2 separate regions of the Homo sapiens genome follow, and region 1 is linked to region 2. A link is a loop called in an ENCODE intact Hi-C map of the cell type or tissue named here. Cell type or tissue: body of pancreas. All regions are shown on one strand. Links, peaks and the distances in the headings refer to the core of each region. The heading gives the core; the rest is flanking DNA.

The links. Hi-C counts contacts between places; a loop is a spot of excess contacts. Peaks named below come from ENCODE experiments on the same cell type or tissue, not always from the same donor. Only the 100,000 strongest peaks of a DNase experiment are listed, where the experiment ranks them.
Region 1: it touches region 2 in a loop (2.2-fold over the local background); 4 of 110 quality-filtered maps call a loop at or near these places.

What each region holds. Positions count from the first base shown.
Region 1 is chr5:166,974,033-166,984,600 of GRCh38, forward strand. It overlaps TENM2 (teneurin transmembrane protein 2), which reads left to right and starts at 4,997. Exons shown (of 31, transcript NM_001395460.1): 1 at 4,997-5,491. RefSeq lists enhancers at 4,054-4,555, 4,556-5,055. In body of pancreas, for the core only: no CTCF peak of the experiment used is centred there; DNase peaks (open chromatin) are centred at 4,589 and 4,909; H3K4me3 peaks cover 1,697 bases; H3K27ac peaks cover 4,211 bases.
Region 2 is chr5:167,024,957-167,035,524 of GRCh38, forward strand. All of the region lies in intron 1 of TENM2 (teneurin transmembrane protein 2), which reads left to right. Among named protein-coding and RNA genes, the nearest start is that of TENM2, 51 kb to the left of the region's middle. In body of pancreas, for the core only: a CTCF peak has its summit at 5,748 (motif pointing right); DNase peaks (open chromatin) are centred at 4,745 and 5,765; H3K27ac peaks cover 400 bases.

The DNA.
Region 1 (10,568 bases), core at 1,240-9,239, 51 kb before region 2:
CTACTTCTAAATTTCCCATCCGGATGAAAGTGAAAATTCTCCAGTACATATACTCTGTAAAGGATTTTACAAAATTGATGAGAATGTCTGTTGAGACTGTGTGACCTGGGAAATGGTTGACAATTACAGTGCAATGCTATTTAAAAGCGAAGGGAATAAAGGCTCATCAATGAGAACTCAGACGCCTTTGCTCCAATGACACTCATTTTGTTTGGTCTTTTGCCCTCTAAGCTCCATGTACATCAGTTTTTCTAATTTGCCAAATAAAACAAATAATGCTCCCTTAGAGAGGCTATCCTAACTGAGTTTAAGTGTTCTTGGAAAATAATGATACTATTATACACGAAGTGTTGTGCACACCAAGTACAAATGAGCCGTCACCATCACCCCTCCCTACATCTGCCTCCCTGTTCAAATGGATGTGGGAAGTTCGAGGCAGCAGAATGAAGAGTTCACCATACAGAATTCGGCAGCAGACAGACCTGGTATTACATTCCACCTTGGATACTTACTAGTTGTATGAGTTGGCTGTAACTGATTTGCTCTTTTGAAGCCTTTGTTTCTCCATCTATAAAATGGGGATCATAGAGTTGCTATGAAGAATAACTGTGATGATCTACATTAAAATGCCCAGCTGTTACACGACTTCTCAAAAAGCTTAAAAGTTCGTGTCCTGGGTGCCCCAGCAGAATATCAACTAACACTTTAAGTATTCTGCAAAGTTTTCCTTGAAGGTTGCCCTTCATGCCTTTCTTAACCGGTTATTCTCATCACGAGTTAAGGATTGCACTGCACATGTGAACAAAAATCAACTTACCTTATACACAGGAAGAGGTTTTCAAAAATCCCCGAGACGTTTCTGCTGCCTGAAGCATTTTCTAGGGAATACATTTATTCTGGGGAGGGGGGTGGAGGAGGGAGAAAAGAGAGGTTAATATTTAGCCTTTTCTTAGAAACTTCACTTTATTCATAACATTTCAGTGTAGAGCAAGTTAATGGCCAAACAATTGCAAGAAACAAATCCACAGTCAAGGGCTGGTATGTATTTGTAGCTGGATGCATATGTCTATAGCTGTGAGGTATGTAAATAGAACGGATACAGTTTGTGGATGCTCTTTGTGTGCACTTACAGAGAGGACAGAACAGCGAGATGAATGCTGGAGATAAGGTAGAGGATGCAAAGGATGGAGATATTTTTCCATGTGGAAGCATCTCATTCTTACAGACCTGATTGGTATAGCCTAGGGATCTCTGCAACGGGCTACACACACTGATCCAGTTACAAAGTAATACTCCAAAATGGAAAGGTGTTTAACAAAAGCTTCCTATTTGTAATCAAAGCTTCCCTTTATCACTGAGCATGCCCAGCAGTCAGCTTAGAAGCAGAGCTGGACAAAATGCAGTTTTTACTTTACCGTGGCTTGTAGCCACTGCTGCTGCTGACAATGAGCAGGGAGGCAGTGAGGCATTGGGTTCCAGGTAAGGCCTGAAAAGGCAGAGGAACAGGGGCCTGAACAAAGGTGGAGCCTCGAGGAGAGGTAACAGGTGGGAGGAGTGGTGCAGAAGGCTTGCTTGGCTCTGGACAGCATGTCCTCTCTGAGTGAGGGTTCCCCCAGCCAGGATTTGCTGAAAATCTTGGAAAGCCCCAGTGCCATTTACAACATCCTGTACCACACGTCTGCAGTGAGAGATGCCTGGGTTTAGAATGTAGCTCTGCATTGTGACACTGGTTGTGACCTTGGTAAAATAACTTTAAGTCTTTGAATCTCAAATTCCTTATAAGATTTGATGAAGGGGAAAATGCACCGGCAGTATCTCTCCCTGGCAGTTAGATCCTCCGGCATTATCAAATACTATAGCATGGCTAAACTGCAACACCACACTGACATCACCTCGCCCCCATACCAACCTCCTCTGAAACGGTGAAGACAGACCTGGCCTCAAATCCTAACTCTGCTACTTACTAGCTGTAAGACCTTGGGCGAATTGCGTGTGTGTGTGTGTGTGTGTGTGTGTCTGTGTGTGTCTGTGTGTGTGTGTGTGTGTGTGTGTAAGAGAGGGGTTGAGAGAGGAACAGAGAGTGACTTTAGCTGGCAGATACTATGAGATAAAATGGGAAATTAAAGTAGACATATCACTGTACCCCTGGAGTTTATAGTCAGGTTTGTTGGGGAGTCTGTTTCATTGTCTGTAATTGGAAATAACCATGCTTAGCCAAAAGAATTGTTAAGGTTAAAATGAGAAAAAAAAATCTGAGCAAGTTGCCTAGCACATGGTGGGTGCCCATAGTAGATTAAGAATATCCTTGGCGAGGTGGCTAATGCCTGTAATTCCAGCAATTTGGGAGGCCGAGGCGGGTGGATCACTGAGGCCAGGAGTTCAAAATCAGCATGGCCAACATGGTGAAACCCCATCTCTACTAAAAATACAAAAATCCGCCGGGCGTGATGGTGCATGCCTGTAATCCCAGCTACTCCAGAGGCTGAGGCACGAGAATCACTTGAACCTGGGAGGCGGAGGTTGCAGTGAGTGAAGATCGTGCCACTGCACTCCAGCCTGGGCCACGGGGCAAGACCCTGTCTCAAAAAATTCTACTGCATGCCTCTTTAATTCTTACTATACTGAATGATTTATCTCTGTTACTTCTGTATTCCCCCATAATGCCATCCCCAGCATCTGTCTACCTTATTTCCCATGATCCCCTTTCATGTAGTCTGATTGGCTGTTGGACAACATGACAGGGGTTAGTCATGTGGACTGTAGCACCAGACAGACCTGCGTGGGAGTCCTTCTCTGCCAGTTATCCAGGTATGTGACCTTGGGCAAGCTACTTAATCTTACTCAGCCACATTTTACTCATCTGTGAATTGGGAATAAAAACAGCTCCCCTCTCCTAGGAATTATTATTCTTATTCCAAGAGTAGTTTGTGTGTGTGTGTGTGTGTGTGTGTGTGTGTGTGTGTGGTAGAGAGTGAGAGTGAGTTTAATTAAAAGAGACACATTCTTGCCCCCATGGAGTTTACAGTCTAGAGGGTTCATGTGTGTCTAGGAGACATACACTAGCTAAATCATAACACAAGTGGAAAACTGAAGCTACCACAAATTTTTTAAAGTTACATGATGCCTTGAACACCTGTAATAACCCAGAAAGATCTCACGACTTCCCTGAAGAAGTTGATGCTGGAAGAGATAGATGAAGGATAAATAGGAGTTTGCTAGATGAAGAGGGGAGAGAAATGCATTCCTAGCAAGCCCTCAGTAAATGCCCCTCATTAGCATTTTAAGCATATGATCACCGTCTTCTTGTTAGAATATAAGCCCAAAGAGTATAGAGATAATGCCCTTGTCATCCCGTCACCACTAGGATAGCACCTTGAAGGAAGTAAATGCTCAGTAAATATCCTTGAATGAGTGAATGTTACAAAATCAATGAATTTCTTGAATGAAATCAAAAGTAACTGCCATGGCCTCATCCCATGGCTTTATTCAGAAGGCAATTAAGGGAGATGCAAATTCTAGTAAAAAACAGCATAGACCTTGCAATAGGACAAACAGTGTCTTCATTCAGGGCCTGTCCCTTGAGGGAAGTGACACCACATCTCAGTCTCAGCCTCCTCATATGTAGAAGGGGGGTAGGATAGTTTCTTTACAGAGTTCCTTTAAAGATTAAGATGGCACCTAATTAAAGGATGAACAAGAGTATGTAATCAAGAGATAAGTATTATTAATATTAGTACTATGAAGACATTGGCAAATTTCAGGCATGCAGTTTTTCAAGGTTTGTAGGTTATTGAAGACAACAAGCCAGGTACAGCTTGAAGGCCAGAGGATGTTATCACCCAAACACCCACCAGGCCTTTACCTTGCTGTACTTGCCTAGCGTTCATCCACACTCCTCATCCTGTCTCCAGTGACTGAGGGCCAGACTGCAGGGTTTAGATTCTTGATGTATTGGGTATGATATACTAGCAGTTGGTAACATTCTGGGGCCTCGGTTTCCTCCTAGGGTGGATCATACAGTGTCTGAACAGGTTAAAATCAGATAATTCATAGGCAACACATTCCACAGAGCCTGCACAGAGCTGAACAAGCAATACTTGTTCAGCTGTTACTATTAAAACCACCAGGCCCTGCTGGATTTTCTGTTAATTACCCTGTAAACTGAAACAGCCTTTCCTGGGCTAAGAATTGTTTCTTTTCAAAGATTCCCTATATGAAAAAAAGAGAAGTAACTCCTCTCTGACGTCTGGAAATCTAGCTTCCCCATCACTACGTCCTTGGGTGCAGGTTCAGAGCCACCGGGCAGCCTAGATGAGGCAGGTGAGCAGCGGCTGAAGACTCTGGAACCTTTGCTTCTCTCTGGAAGCTGCAGAGCTCGGCTCTGCCCTGCTCTGCGTTCCTAACCCTGGAAGAAGCGGTCTGGGTGCAGCCAAGCACTGGACATGCTCGCGAGAGCCAGGGCAGGCTCGGGTCGTCCGCAGGACTCGAAGGCTTGCTGTGCTCTCCTGTTTGCAGAGACCTGGGTGTAGCTGTGGTGCATAGATGTGGTGCATCGGGTGCCGAGCGGATCCCTCGGTGCGTGCAGCTAGGGATCCAAGCCTCCTCAGGCTAACCCTAGAGCCGAACTGAACTCTGAGCCGCCCGGGGTTCGCGCGCTCAGTTCCTGGTCTTGGAAACGCCCAGCTGGGGTTCTCTCTGCAGACAAAGGGGTGCACGTGTCCCTAGCGCCCCTCTTTCTCAGCCGTGAGCCCCTCCCTGGCTGCGTACCCCGCAGCCACAGCAGCTGCAGCCCCAGCGCCACCACCCAACCCCGGCGGCCTGGGCCGGTGCGCGCTCTCGGGGCCCAGGGATTGGCTCGCACTCCCCATTCAGGGACCGCGAGGGCTAGCGGGCGGCGCACGGCGCTCTGTGTGTGTGTGTGTGTGTGTGTGTGTGTGTGTGTGTTTGTGTGTGCGCGCGCGCGCGTGTGTTGTGCGGCGCGCGGGCGAGCGCGTGTGTGCGCGCGAGAGCTCGCGTGCAGGAGTCACTGGGTGTGCGTGCGTGTGTTATGGGTTTGATTCCAGAGCAGGTTGCACATTGGTCCTGGGTGGCTCGCAGGCTCAGGTCGTGCTTGGGCGTCCTCCTCCTAATCGTTTCCGAAGTAGCAGCAGCAGCACCACCACCAGCAGCAGCAGCAGCAGCAGCAGCAGCAGCAGCAGCAGCAGCCGCCGCGGCAACATCGAGCTCAGCGGCACAGCAGGCAGAACTGTGCAGAAGCGAGCACCGTTTGGGGAGTCCGGGGGGCGGGTAAGAGGGAGGAGGGGGAAAGCCTGTCTTGGTCTTTGGGATTATTTTTTTTCCCCTTCTTTCCCTCTCTCTCTCTTTCTTGAGGGTGTGTGTTGCCCCCTCGAAGTGAAGGAATTTTGCTCCAAAGCGAGCTGGGACCGAAGACTCTAGGCTAAGTTATCTATGTAGATGGTGTCAGGGAGCGAAGCTACTGACCGAGCTGCTGGTAAATGTTTTTCACTTCTTACTCTTTAATGCTTAAGGCTTTTTTCCCCTTTTCTTTCTTTCTTGTTTCCTTTCTGTTGCTCCTCATTCTGCAATCGCTCCTGAATCAGCTGCAGTTCTCTTTCTCTCCTTGCGTTTGTGCAGTTTACAACTTGTTTCATGGTTTTCTATGTATTTTTTTTTCCTCCTTCATCCTCAGATGAATGCTGGAACATTTAAATTCGGCACTTCGGGAGGTCATCATTAGTTGCATGAGTTTCAGGGGGGGAGGGGAAAGATTGCTAGAGCAGACTGTTATTTCCCTGCAGAAGGACTGCCGGTTTCTCTCTAATGTTCATCGCAATTATAGGGATTTTTTTTTAGGATGCATTTTAACGTTGCATTGCTGTTTAAGGTTATCGTTCTCCAGGATTACAATGCATTTGACTCAGTTTTGACAGCATGAGAGATGCCAGTGATTCCAGAACTACTGTATGGTACATGCTGGCTAAAATATTCAAAATTGCAGGAGGAATCATTTGCATTCCAAAAGAGAATTTCTTTAAAAATGCCGTTTTGCATCACATTGCTACAGATTTGCAGGAGGCAATAATAGACACCACTACCCATGTTGCTTGCAAAAGATAATAAACATATAAGTGCTTTAGTGCATCACATACTGTCTTGGGCTCCAGTGATTGAGCTATTGCTAAATTTACTTAATAATAAATTTAGGGCTATGGAGAAAGAGGGAGATTGCTGGTACTGTTTTATTCAAAATTGTGAGACACGTACAGCAATATCTCTCTTAGATCTTACTTGAAGTGGCATCTTGTCAATGGAGGGGAGGGTTCTGCATACACATGGAATAAAATTATTTAAAATAGCCAGCATAATGAATGCAAATTGAACTCTAACTCTTTTCTTAAAAATAGAACTCACTCTGTAACTCTGGCTGCCGGGATCTGTTTTAAATATTATTTAAAAATTAATATACAACAGCTCTTTAATGCATTCATATCATTTAAAGTTCTTTGGAGGGTTCTTGATCATTACCATGTTTTATTTGTTTTGCTTTTTTCCTCTTAAGTTTTCAGTTCCAGTTGAGTAGAAAAACTGAAGGGCCAGTGAGTAAAGGCAAATCAGCAATTTAGAAAGGAATCAGTGTATAGTTGTAAAATTTCTGCTAAGCCATGGAAAAATGAACTAATATAATGGCAGCTTAAATGGAGGAAGGGGGCCTCTGTGGTACAGCAGGTTGCAGTTTCTGTACATGTATCATCATCCTGAGAAACCCTGAACTCTAAACTGAGATGAGGACATCCAGTTCAGGGATACTCTGAGACACATACATTCTACAGAGGGAAAATGTTGTTATTCAAGGAACCCTCCTTCTGCTAGGTGGTTGCCACATCATAGAGCAGCAACTTGTCTATGTGCCAAGAATACGTTTGCAATAATACTCTTAAACTTTGTTTAAATGTAAACTTAACTAATGTTGGAAGAACTACATGAAAAAGTGAAGGCTCTTCAGCCCCAAAAAACAAAACAAACTGTAAATTAACTCAACTAGTCAGATCTTCTTTTATGTAGAAAAAAACCTACTCTAAGGCACCATGCAAATTCACCTGTTCTGGGTCCCCTGTGTTGACAAAAGCCTTTCTTAAAATTGTGAACAGAATTCCTAAGACCTAAAGCTTATTTCTTCCTTTGTAGTCTGCTGAAAGTAATAAGGCATTTTATTTAGAATGAAAGCTCAGCTTATTCATGGGTCCCTTGAGATGGCAATATTGCTGTTTTAAAATATTTTCATGGACCTTTGAATGGACTGTTTTGATCAAGTTAGTGGGGGGAAAATCCAGCTTGCATTCATTAAGACCACAGTTGTCTTTGAGTGAAGCATTTGTTTGTCTAGGTACTAAAGAAAAATGATTTCATATAGTAAACTTCAATCCTAAGAACCCAAGGTACCTAAAGCGTCAGGTTCCCTCCTTCTAGGACCCAAACCAAAAAGCAATATACCCCATGCTGGGCAGCTGTATTATTTCTCTGGCATATTCCACACACATGTGTAGGAAAAGATAACTGACCAGGCTAAGGGCTTATTTTGCTAGGCTCGTGGGGCAAGATTTCTAATTGTTATGTAACATATTCAGATCATGAATTTATTTATGAAACATCAAAATTAGCTTCAGTTTCAGTATCTTCACTAGACTCGAAGACTATGAGTACGTTGATTTAAAGAACATTTTTTTCCTACTGAGGTTGTTTTTTTTACCCAGCCACCCCTCTGTCTACTTCTAGTTTCCTGGCAACTTCTGAAAAGCTCTGATAATTTGTGTTAAAATATTAAACATATCTACATTTTGGGTGTGATACCAGGTTAGATTACTATTCAAACAACTGGATTTGTATGACTCTTACATCGTTTGGTGTGGTATTGTGTTTGTGGCTTGTTGATGGGTTTATTATGATAATAATTATTAAGTTTGTTAATTAAATCTTAACTAAGCTTCTTTTAACTTTTTGTGCCTAGTGTTGATTTCAGGTTAATGTATGAAAATAATACTATCATCTTGATAGCCTTGCTGGTAACTTAGATAGTTTCATTTCAACTGGTCTTCTTGTTAAATTTCAGCATGGCATTGGACTTAACTGGGGAGAAGGTAACTTGGGGTGATGGCTATGTAGAAAGATAGGTATCCGAGACTGTTGATTCATGGAACTTGTCAATCACATTTGGCTGTATTGTTAGAGTTCCTACTTTCATTTTGATAAGAATGGAGGTTTCTCTGCATGTGTGAATCCTTTATTATGCTATAGCTACTGAATGTTTCTTAACATTAATTGCTATTTTTTCATTGTGCAATTGAAGGGAACTTTGAACTACTTGTGTGTTTTTAAGGAAAACCTGTTTGGCTAGTTTTTTTCATTGTTTTCTTTCTGTGCAGATTAATTTTGAGAAGTGATTTCTGGTGAAATATGGTCAAGGTCATTTCCAAGGGCCTTTTTGTCCCTTCCCACTTGAGAACTAAAACTTAAACAGAAAGACAGACTTAAAGAGGCACAACTTAGCATCACCCTACTTAGCTTGAAGGGGGCAACATGAAAAGCCTATGTTATTGTCTTTCATTACTTTGTGTAAAGCAACAGTTTTGTTCTTTGAACTGCTGGTTCCCAGTAGCCCTGATGTACTCACAAGGAGAAACCCCCCATTCTGCACTCATAGTATATACCACAGATTCCCAACCTTCAGGGAACATTGCAAGACATATATATATGTTTTTTTTGGGGGGGGGAGGAGACATGTCTTTTGATACATTCTCAGTAGTAGGGGACATAGCAGTATTTGATTAAGCATGATGTATTTTCTAACTACATAATACTCTGCTTTAAGTTTTGTGAAAGCAACAGTAATTTTATGAGTCTTATTTGCTGAGAGCAAATAGCAGTTTTGTCAAAGTATTCTTTGTACTTCTGGTTTATATTTTGCTTTAAAGAGGGAATGTTCACATTGTTCAGTACTATGCACTATCAGCAACAGACTTTTTAAAAATTATTTTGGGTTGTTTTCTCTCCTTAATAAACATAAACCACTACTTAACATAATTATTTTAGGTGTTTTAAGACTGTGTAATAAGAGGATAATATATCAGGTCCTGCTCATATTTCCAAAAGATTTCATAAAGTTATGGAGGTAGAAAATGTTTTCCCTAAAATTAATGTTACTCATGACTGCAGTCTATTTAATATATTGTATACTACAGTATGATTCTGAAACTGAAATACTGCATCCTTTTTATGAATTCTTAATGGGAAAAAATGAAGCACCTCAGAAATAGTTTGCAAGTAAAGTTCCTTCGTTTTTACTGCCAGACTTTCACTGGCCCACCTCTCCTAAGTATAGAATTACGAGCCTTTCAGGTGAAAAGAATGATCAGGGAAAAAGTACAGTAATGTGCTTTTCGAATGTACTATGAGTGAAAAGAGAGCAGGTGTTTTTACACTTTTCCTATGAGTTTGATAAAGAGAAACTGAAACCAAGTAACACAGCTAATATGTTAGAATAGAATCTATATTCCCCATAAAGATTTTTTTCTACTGAACAATAGGAATTGATCTTTGATGGAACAATTGACAGCATCCCTTATCTTATCAACATGGTGTTGCTCTTGCCAGAATATTCGTGGTAGATGCTAAAGAACCACCTCTGTCTTGGGAAATATAACAGTGCATTGTTTGGGGGGAAAGAGAGGGTTTCTTTGAAAGTTGAGACTTCTCAGGACTTGACAGCAATTCTTTGAGAGACGCTTGAGTCACTTGGATATTTGTTTAGATGACCTATGGAGAAAGCCCAGTGTACTCTTCCATCTCTAATTTAGTTCTGCTACAGGTTTTTGGAACATAAATATGAAGTTTTCAGCTCATTCATTCTTACTATTACATGAGTTTATGATTTCTGGAATGTGATGCAGATCTATAAAAGTATAGAACCCAGCTTTCAAAAAGTCAGTCAGTTTTACTGCTCTGTTGACTAAATTATTTAGCTGTATGTAAGCTTAAGCTTATTTGAAAAAATATTAGAAGTTTTGTATAATCTTTTCTGTTAATATGACTTTTGTAAAGTGCTTTTATTAAGTTATATAAAAGGGAGTTATGTACCTTGTAAAATAAAGAACTCATTTATGAATTTGGTTCCAAAGAATAAGTCATTTCTTTTGTTTATTTAGGTTTTGCAATTTTTAATTTACCTAGTAGGAGACAAGGACTAAAGCGGGAGGATGTAATTGGTGTGATGAAGATGAAATTGATACTAATGATAATATACCGATTCTAAATCTTAAGGTGGGACACATCCTGGAGGATTCTCTTGGAAAAACTTTACATTTAAATGTCATTTTTATTATTGCTTAGAACTTCACTGATACTCAATATTTTGACATCTCTCCTACTTCAATTAGAAGAATAAGTGTCTATGTGGAAAAAAAATGCTACTAAATAGAAATGATTTTTGGCAGAGGTTAAAAAATCTCATAATGTGAAATAATTACTTCAGAAAATTGTATAAGCTGCTTGCTATATTTGTAACATGTTTTTTT
Region 2 (10,568 bases), core at 903-8,902:
CTGAGACATCTTTTAAAAATACGAGTGCTCAAGTCCCACCCCCAAAGTGATTAAATTGTAGACTGACAGTGATATTTTTATCCAGCTTCCAGTTGATTCTAAGGTACAGGTGATGTTGAAAAACATTGGCTTAGATCTGTGCAATCTAATAGAAATATAATACAAGCCACACGTATTTTAATGGCCACACTTAAAAAAGTAGAATGAAATAGGTAAAGTTAATTTTAATAATATATTTTTTAGCCCAATATAGCCAGAATATTATCAGTTCAACATGTAGTCAATATTAAAAATATTTAAAATATTTTACATTCTTTTTTCATACTAAATCTTTGGAATCCAGTGTGTATTTACTCACATCTTAATTCAGATTATAAATATTCATCACAACTATTTGATATACATTTGGAGTGTACAAAATTTATAGTTACAAAAGTAGATTTCCATATACAAGTTGTTCATCACACATTTAAAAGTTTTCCAATAACTGAATACATTTCGTCATTTAAAAATTTAATTGTAAATTAATTAAATAAAATTAAAAACTAAGTTCCTTAGTCATATTAGCCACATTTCAGGTGTTCATTGCCCATATATGTCCAGTGCCTACCCTGTTGGGCAGGGAAACACTAGACGGTAAGTGTAACCTACTTTCCAGTATCACAGAATGCTGGGTAAAAAAATAAAAAACAAAAACAGAACAAAAAGCACCTTGAGTTTTATAGACAGACATCAATCCCAACTCTGTGCTGTCAGATTATAGATTGGTTAATGCCTGCCAGTTTTCATTTCACATCTAGAAAATAAGAGTAATATTACCACATTACCATTAGAATGAAATACGAAGATAGTATGTCAAGTTCCTAGTATAGTGCCTGGTGTATATAATCCGCTTCTCATTAGTTAGAGCTTTCTTCTACCTCATACCTCTCTACCTGTAATCTTTCAACTCAGTTGAACCCCCATATTTAAAAAAACAAAAAGGATGAAAATTTTCATGTCTGTACACCTTTGGTGGTGATTAGCTTTCCCTCTAAATTCCTTTCATCCCTATCCTTTTTTCTTGCCCTGGTTATTTTGTTCATGAAGCTCCCCCACTAAACAAGATAATATGCATCTATTAATATATATTTTAAGATACTTTACTTTTGGCAGTGATTATATATGTTTTGTGTATTCTGTATCTGAGTCAGTAACTGCACACTGGTCAGCCACAAGCCAAATCTGGCGCATAATCCTGTTTGATTTTGCCCACTGCAGTGTTGGCTCAGACAGGGTTAAAAACAAATGGTTGCTAGCATTTTGGAATCAAACAGATTTGGATAGAACTTAGATGTGCAGCTTCTTTTGAAAATAATAAAAAGTAGCACTGGCAACACAAGGCCTGCGTTTCCACATAGTGGTAATCTGCTGAGCTGAATTGAAGCTATTCCCTTTAGGCCACCTGTGTTCTCCAGGTATTGACAGTCTCCAGTATTCCCTCTTGTTTTTCTGATTCTGAAGCTGAATGTCAGTTGTTGTTTATCATCACTCATGCTAGCAATTTTGATATACCTCTCACACTTCTGTCTCTAGCCAAAGTATGCCAATGAATCCACCACTTCTGATCCGTTTCAATGTTAAATCTGTCCTCTGTAACTCCACACCTTCTCCATCCCTACAAAAAAACCTAAGGTCTTTAGCATGCGCAAGTATGAGATCATTTTCATCTGATTCCCGGTGAGGCGTATAGACTTTTAGAGATGGGGCTTGAGTGCTTTATTTGATGTGAGATAATGAATATCCTGAAATGTGCCTTTTGCTTTACAAATGTGTGGAAGTTTTCCAGTTTGGTTAAAACCCCACATGGAGTGATCTTCAAGCCCAAAGGACAAGCCACATTGCATCAATTCTAAACAGGATTTTTTGGAAAATGGTAGCAACATAGCGAATGAGCTACTTGAAGCAGAACCCACTGATTTTTTTTTTCAGACTAGTCAGCGTTTTGGTGGTAGTGCATGATTATATCTAAGATGCTAGCAAAGCCCTTGGGAAGCAAAAGAACAGATACCGCTTATCAACTTCTATCGTTGGAGTAAGACCCCAGAATAGGAATGTATATTTTGTTTAGTTCTTAAGAGACTCTTCAAGGACTTATGGAAGAATTTCACATTTCCGTAACCAAGTTGAGAAACTTTGACATATGATTTTATCCTTTGTAACCTAGAGTTGTATTCATAGGATGGGTTGGGGGATATTTTCAGAGGATGTAAATTACTAAGGAATTATTTCACATTTTGAAGTTTTGAGAGTTACTTTTGGTTTTTTGAAATAAAAATATTTTCAGAGGTCATTAAGCTAAAGTTTCTCATTTAATGCTTTAGGAAGGAAATGAGGTCTAAGGAAGGTTCACTGGTTGAGCCCAGTTCGCCCAGCTAGATATTGAGGAAGTTTCTACTTGAATTCAAATATCCTTTCATCTGGTAAAGCTCATGAAATGCTTATCTATTAGCATTTAGTTTATATCTAAAATTATGTTAGGATCATAAGGATAATACTGCTAACTTTTAAAAAATGGTAACATGTTATTTTGGAAAATTTGGAAAATTATGCCATTGGTATAGATCATCGTGTATTATTTTTAGAAAAAGTACTTTAATTTTGAAAAAAATTCAAACTAGAAATATATTTATTGATCTTTTTCCTGATTATAATGCAAGATCATTTTAATTTGATTTAAATAATTCAGGAACATTTAAAGAAGAATGAAATATCATCTAAAATCTTACAGGCAAAGATTAGCAATATTAGTACTTTGGTGCATATTGTTTCAGATATCCATATAAAATTTTACATAAGTGGGCTGGGTGCGGTGGCTCATGCCTGTAACCCCAATATTTTGGGAGGCCGAGGCAGGTGGATCATTTGAGGTCAGGAGTTGAAGACCAGCCTGGCCAACATGGTGAAACCCCTTCTCTAGAAAAATTAGCCGGGCCTTGGTGGCGCACACCTGTAATCCCGGCTACTCTGGAGGCTGAGGAAGGAGAATCGCTTGAGCCTAGAGGCAGAGGTTGTGGTGAGCTGAGATGGCACCACTGTACTCCAGCCTGGGTAACAGAGTGAGATTCCATCTCAAAAAAAAAAAAAAAAAAAAAAGTTACGTAGGTGGGATGACACATTTATATTTTAAGCATCTTCTTTTTGCCTTTTCTCTTTTAGAAGCTTACCATCATTCCCATGAATAAAGGGCAATATAATTTTTTATGGTGGCCCAAGAACGTCATTGAATAATATGCTAGAATTTATTCTGTCACCATAACATTTAAGTTGTTTGTAATTTTTTACAAGACACATAAAAATGAACATCCTTATTTAGGTATTTTTAGACAACTCTCTGTTTTCTTGAAATGAATCCCTAGTATTGGAATTAATGAATCTAAGGATATACATATACATTATATATTTTGACACATATTTACAGAGATAGTAATTTAATGTTGATTTACCCATGTTTTTACCAGCAGTGTGTTTTATCATGTTTTTATTCTTTGCCAATCTACATGAAAAAATGTATCACTTTGATTTTTATATATTTGGTTAATATTTCTTTACCAAATTTCTTTTGTGAATTTTTTAGGTGGGAGTATGTTTTTAAAATATGTAAAAACAATATATTAGATATATCAAATAATATACAGCATATGTAAATGATATTAATATATAAAACATACATCAAATAGCCATATTTATGTATGCCATATATAAATATATACACATTTATGTACTTTCTCTTTAGAAAATGAAATCCAATTCAATGTGTCCGCTCAGTAAGGTAACTAAAGACACTAAATTGGTTTCATCTATGAGGTTGTTAGTAGCACCTGTCCCAAGCAGTCGAAGCTCTGCCACTAATGAGGCAATGTGATTGGAGGCCTGTGTTTGCATTCTTTTTAGATCTAAATTTTCGAACTTATTAGATGAGGAGGAAATTATAAGAAATTATTTATAAGGACCCTTCCAGGTCTAATTTTTTTTAATGTGTTTGCATTTTATTAAGGTTTTCTAATACCGTTGAAGCTCTGAAAAGCATTAAACTTCTTAATAGCAAGACATGAAAAATTGTAACTCAGCAGTCTAATTTGATCAGTTAAACAACACTGTACTTAATTTTAGTTTTTTATTTCAAGCAAACCAAGTCATTTTAATTGTATGGCTTATATATCCTGGGTATTTGAAATCATAGGATTCATTTCCTGATGACTAAATCTCCCGTTGCATTATAATTTTCAGTATAGGAAGCTGAGCTGAAGTACTTTCTTCTTCCCTGATATTCCATCTAATAGTACAGATCCTTGACCTGTACTATTCTCAAGGTCTTAAACATAGCAAGAATACCATTTTCTTCATCAAATGTAATAAAGACAACTAAAAATTTTCGTTGATCCCCTTTGGCCTCTAATGAGCCAATAGTTAAGGTGAAATTGATGCTTTAGTTTGTCTGAAAGATTGTGCAAGGGTGGAAGGGCAGCAGCTCAGCATCTGTGCTGTGGTGGACACCTGCCCTTTCTCTTCACATCTCCCTTCAGCACTGGGAGTTAAGACTAGTGAGTAAAACCTCCCAAACCTGGCTCCATTGCTTTCTAAGTATATTGGCAAGTGACTTATCAGGCTAATCTCGGTTTCATCATCTCTAAAATTGGAATAAAAATCCCTTCCTCATGGGGCTGTTGCCAGGGACAACAGATGTTAATAATTGCTGACGTTTGTCCAGTGCTGTGTGCCAGGGGCCATGGTCAGGGCTTTGGCATGGTTCTCACAACCTTGCACACTTGACACTTGATCCTTAATGAATGTTACTTTATTATTTTCACAATCATCTTGCAGGGGTGAAAACAAAGGAAACATTTTATTCCAATTGTGTAAGGGAATATAAAGTGGATGTGAGGAGGTTCCTGGCTGAGCCTTGCTTGCAAACCACCTGAGTCCCTGACTCCTGGAAGCCCTGGAGCCAATGCATGGGATCTTTACCAGGACAAAATTTCAAATAGCCACATGAGTACTCTTCTGATTTTGACAAAAGCAGTCAGTGATTTCTGAAAAACAAACAAATTAAATCCATGATCGTCAGGGGTCGACCAAACATCCTAGGTAATCGCTGACAACGTCCTCATCCTCTATTCAATGGTCACTGCAAACCAATTCCTTTTTACTGTTCTGTATCACGTTTTTCTTCCTGAGCTCTTTACTTCTTCACTGACCACCTTCTGAACACTCACACTTCTCCTTAGGCAACAGACGCAGACTACAGGCCGATTTGATATGTGGAGTTTTTGTTTCAAATGTTTCGTTGTAAACTTTTAAATGTTGGGAGTTTAAAATAAAATAGAATCCAAATTTCTGAGTTTGAAATTTCTGGCTTTTCTTGAAAAAATTGGTAGCCACAACAGCCCTGGGCTCACCTTGCCCACATCACTGCAGTTGGTCAGTGGCCGCCTTAGGTGGACTGCCTGCTCCTGCCCCGTTACCCCCAGCGCTTTCTCTCTTTTTTTATTTACCCAGCTTTACTTTTCATTACTTACCTAGTCCTACAGACATACTTGGCGCGTGACCTGTGCCCCATGCAGATTTGCTCTTTTCCTCTTAACTTCCACTTGCTTGCTTTCTTCTGACATCTCTCCTTCCTTCCCCGCTTCCAGGAGCCAGCTCCGTGTTTACATCTTCCTTTCTACTCCTCGCTTCTGTCCCTGTAGTAACGCGAGCAGAGCAAGGAAATGAGAAATGCTGGGTCCTACCAGCAGGGGGTGGGAGAGTCCCAAGAAGAAAAGGGAAGGAGCTTCTTTGTAGGAAGACCTGACACCCTTTTCCTACCTGTAATTACTGCTGATGCCTGCCAGACACCCCTGTTATTTACCACCTCTTCCTCCCTCTCACTTTCTGCAGGGCTCATTGGGCTGATGGTGGGTATTATAACGGAAAGGCCTTCATCCAGGTCCATGTAGCGGTGCGCCTAAGCACCTGCGGGCTCTGCATCAGAATCACCTAAGGAGTTGCGGAGCATGCCGCTTCCTGGGCATTTCTCTGGCAATTTGATTCAGTAGATCTGGAATCGAACCTTTTAGAAGTGAGCCGCGTCTTCCGAGAAGCAGTTCCCCAGAAAGACATTTGGAAGCCAATCCAAACTTCCCTTTAAATGTGGGAAAACTGAGATCCAGACAAAAGGCAAGATTTTCTAAAAGGCTCATTCTACAAAATAGTGTTTAAGTCTAGGATTGAGAAATCCACTTCATGGGAACATTCATTAGACGTGCCAGAGGGTATTTGTTTTTCAGTGCAATATCCAATCTAGGCCAGTTTTCATTTCAACCAAAGCTACAGAGAATTTTAATGTTGGAAGTTTCATATTATTTTTTAATCCAGATTTTTAAGAAATGGCCTCCCTGAGCCTGGATTCCCACATAACACCACTTAAGTTAGTAAACGCAGTCATCTGAGTGCTTGAGTCAGTAGTTGGTTCTGAAATAGGACAACTTCATGGACGTACATAATTACAATTATAACAAGAGCAAAATGAATGGCTTGTTAACATTGGAGAGGTTTCTTCCTCACATATTTCCTTGTATTCTGTTGCATATTTGAGGTTTTTTTTGAGATGGAGTTTTGTTCTTGTTGCCCAAGCTGGAGTGCAATGGTGCCATCTCGGCTCACTGCAATCCCCGCCTCCTGGGTTCAAGCGATTCTCCTGCCTCAGCCTCCCGAGTAGCTGGGATTACAGGCATGCGCTACCACGCCCGGCTAATTTTTGTATTTTTAGTAGAGACGGGGTTTCTCCATATCAGTCGGGCTGGTCTCGAACTCCCGAGCTCAGGTGATCTGCCCACCTTGGCCTCCCAAAATGTGGGATTACAGGTTTGAGCCACTGCCCCCAGCCTATTTGAGTTTTTTAAAAGCCTTGAGAATTGCTTTTGTTTTTTTACTACTTAATGACCTCTGTGCAAATTCATTTCATAGGTTGAGGCTCTGAGCAGCAGGACATTTTCTAATCATGTTTTGCCATAGTTAGAAGGTAGACAGCCATGACTGCTGGATTAAAACACCTAGGTCTGTGAACTTTGCGGCTAATGTTTTTTCGGAATTCCACAGAGAACCCAGAAAAGGATATTAATTTTAAGTGAATAAGTACAATTTTACTCACAGTCTGGGGAATATTATAAGATTACAAGTATAGCTAATTTCAAGAATTTTATGAGCTTTCGTAGAATACATACTCAAGGGTAAAACCTCAAAAAATTTGCATGCATGTAATTAAACAGCAAATAAGCCACAACAGAGAGCAGTGGTACAATCTGCAAATCTGTCCTTAAAATTTGCATTGAATGCTCTCCTTACGATTCAGTGGGATACATGTTTTTTGCTGCCTCTGCTTTTGGGTTTCTGTATAGTCAAGGGTGAGTCACAAAACAGTTTTGATCACTGGTAGGAGGGATTTTTGAAGGGGGTGAGAAACCTAGAAAGTAAAATCTTGGAAACCAACGAAATGCCCTTGTGTTTTATTAGCTAGCACTTTTTATAGTTCACAATAAAGTCAGCTCGGAAGGTCACTTCTTGAACACAGCTATGAATATTGTAATGTGTGAGTTTTCAAATTGTTTATAAGCAGACTGGGTGAGGATTTTTAATAAATACTTGGCCAAGAGAACTATTCTGATAGATACGTATGGGAATCGTGCAATGAAAATTGGAATTGGATTCCTCTCCTTTCCCCCTACTTTTTCCTCACCCCAAGGCAGCAAGTTCCAACTACATTGAAAATGTGGTTACTATATTCTTGTTTTTCTTTTTGCATTTGATATTTTTAGAAAATGTGGGGGTATTACAGAGCTATTTACATACCTTATTTCTAACTCAGCTGAAGGATTTTGTCACCTTTATTCCTGGCACCTTTATTCTTGCCATCTTATATATATATTTTAAAGTTTCTCTGTGGTAAACACAAGGTTCCCACAGATAAAATTCTCACCTGAATGACTTTCTTTTTCAGCTCAAAAATTAAGGTGTAATTATTGGACGCAATACCAAGTAGGTTCATGTAGGTAGGGCAATGGGAAAACGTCAGTGAGAGACAGAAGTTAAAAAGCAGAAAGCCCATAGGTTTGCTGGAATAATTTTCTCCATGTCACATCCTGGACAGACAAGTGTTTGATCAAAAGGACAAGATGCAGGTTAGTAATATCTGCAGAAACAGCATTAAAGTTAGAGTCAATAGTATATTGTGATGATGCACATCTATAATTCACATCCCTTTATTCGTGCTATTTTTTGGAGAAAGTTCACTTCGTAAAACAATGCGATTCACATCAATAAAACTGAACTAATATACAACATTGCTGATGTACAGATATTCTTCTACTTGATTTATGAAACAAGGTGACTAGGATAAAGCAGTTTGGCTCAAGTTCAGTTTTTAGCCATTTCAATTTCATTTCTCAAGCTGTGATTTGGGCTGTGTGCTGTTGCTTACGTTTATCTTCCTTAGTTATGAAGTTAATTATGACAAGCTGATTGTGGTCTTTAGCACTGATGAGTGGCCTTTGAAAGATTTGTTGGCAATTTTGCTTGATATTTCTTTTTGTTGAACATGCATTTTAAAAATATGAGAGCCAGCTAGTCAGTTTCAGTTTATTTTATAGTAATTTTGTACAGTCGCTTCCCATCTTTTATATGAAAATATATTACAGAATTTTTGTTCCTAATGCTGAAGAGAGATGACAATGAAACTTTTACAGTGGGATCATTTGAAAGTAGGTAAGCATATCAACATAAGTAACTTAACCGTATTACCCTGAGTAACATTGATATTCATTACAGAAAGCATTTTTGTTTTTAGCAAATGTAAGTAGACACACTGTCAACACCTAACTGTCATTCAACATGTGTGACTCAATAAATTTTTTAGGGGAGGTGGAGTATGGTATTCAGATTCTCAAGAAATACTAATGCTGCACATAAAATTCTTATATCATGTTGTAGAACCCAGAGATTTTTTATTTTTCCCACTTTAAAACAAGTATTTAAAGATATAAGAAGAAAATCTTTTGGATGAAATATTTTTCTTGTGTATTCTGAAGGAAACACCCATCTTTCTGACCATAAATGTACCTTAATTTTTCTAACTCCTCAAGATAATAATGCAAATAGTTGTTTGCCTACAACTAAGACTAGCCCTTTGGTATAATGCTCTATATCAGAGTATAGCATGTACGGGCTTGAGGCATGATAGATTCGCTTATACATGTTAGAATGAGATGATAAACTAATTCATTGTCCTGCATTGGTATCCCAATATTGTACTCCTTCCAATGGTCAGTAACAAAAGATAGCTAAGAGAAAAATAGGTGTACATGTGAAATTATTTTGGCCGGGCGCGGTGGCTCACGCCTGTAATCCCAGCACTTTGGGAGGCCGAGGCGGGTGGATCACGAGGTCAGGAGATCGAGACCATCCCGGCTAAAACGGTGAAACCCCGTCTCTACTAAAAATACAAAAAATTAGCCGGGCGTGGTGGCGGGCGCCTGTAGTCCCAGCTACTCGGGAGGCTGAGGCAGGAGAATAGCGTGAACCCGAGAGGCGGAGCTTGCAGTGAGCCGAGATCCCGCCACTGCACTCCAGCCTGGGCGACAGAGCGAGACTCCGTCTCAAAAAAAAAAAAAAAAAAAAAAAAGAAAATATTTTAAAGTGGTTCAGGAAAATTGGTGTGAATTGTTATTATTATTTTCCTCCAATTGGTTTTTCCAAGAGACTCTATCTGTGTCGACAATTTCCGAGTCTCTTTGAGGCTCAAAGTCATGGGTGGGTTACCCTACTTCACTTGATTTGAAGCCCTAGTCCCAGAAATTCTCAGCTACAGTGAGGATTAGTACTCTTCTAAGATGCCGGGCATTTGTGTTGGTGGTTTTTTGTTACAAATGAAAGTGCTTTAGTATTTCTTGGTTTGTGGGCCAAGCTGTATTTCCTTATGAGTAAAGAACAAACCTACACACATATAACAATGTTTTTAAGATAGGTTGAGGGGGTACATTAAACAATCAGTTTTTCATAGACAGTCTTTGCATTCAGGTACCCAGCTGCAATTTGAAATCAAATAACAATTTAATTTTGCTTTTCATACTTTCCATTCCTGAAATGTCACCACAGACTGTATTTTATTTGAAACAAGCAGAGATATTACTATGCATAGTAGTTCTTTAATTGCAGCATATTTCATTAGGTTGCACACATTAATTACACTCTATTGGAAAAAAAAAAGAAAACTGGAAGCAACCACATGGTAGTTAACTTCATATGAATTTTCATGAGTCAATATACACATTGGTTTGATGCTATTAGATGAGTGATCCTCGAAATTTCATAATTCGAGGACTAATATGACCAAATGTGTAATTACAGAGTTGGCAAGTTTAACCACTCTGAAGAACATGTTTTAGTGCATCTGCTTATTTAAAACTTTAATCTAAATTCAGATTATTTGATGTTAGCCACTGACAATGATGTCGTTCATCACCATTTTCTATGTTACCTCAACTTTCTTCTAT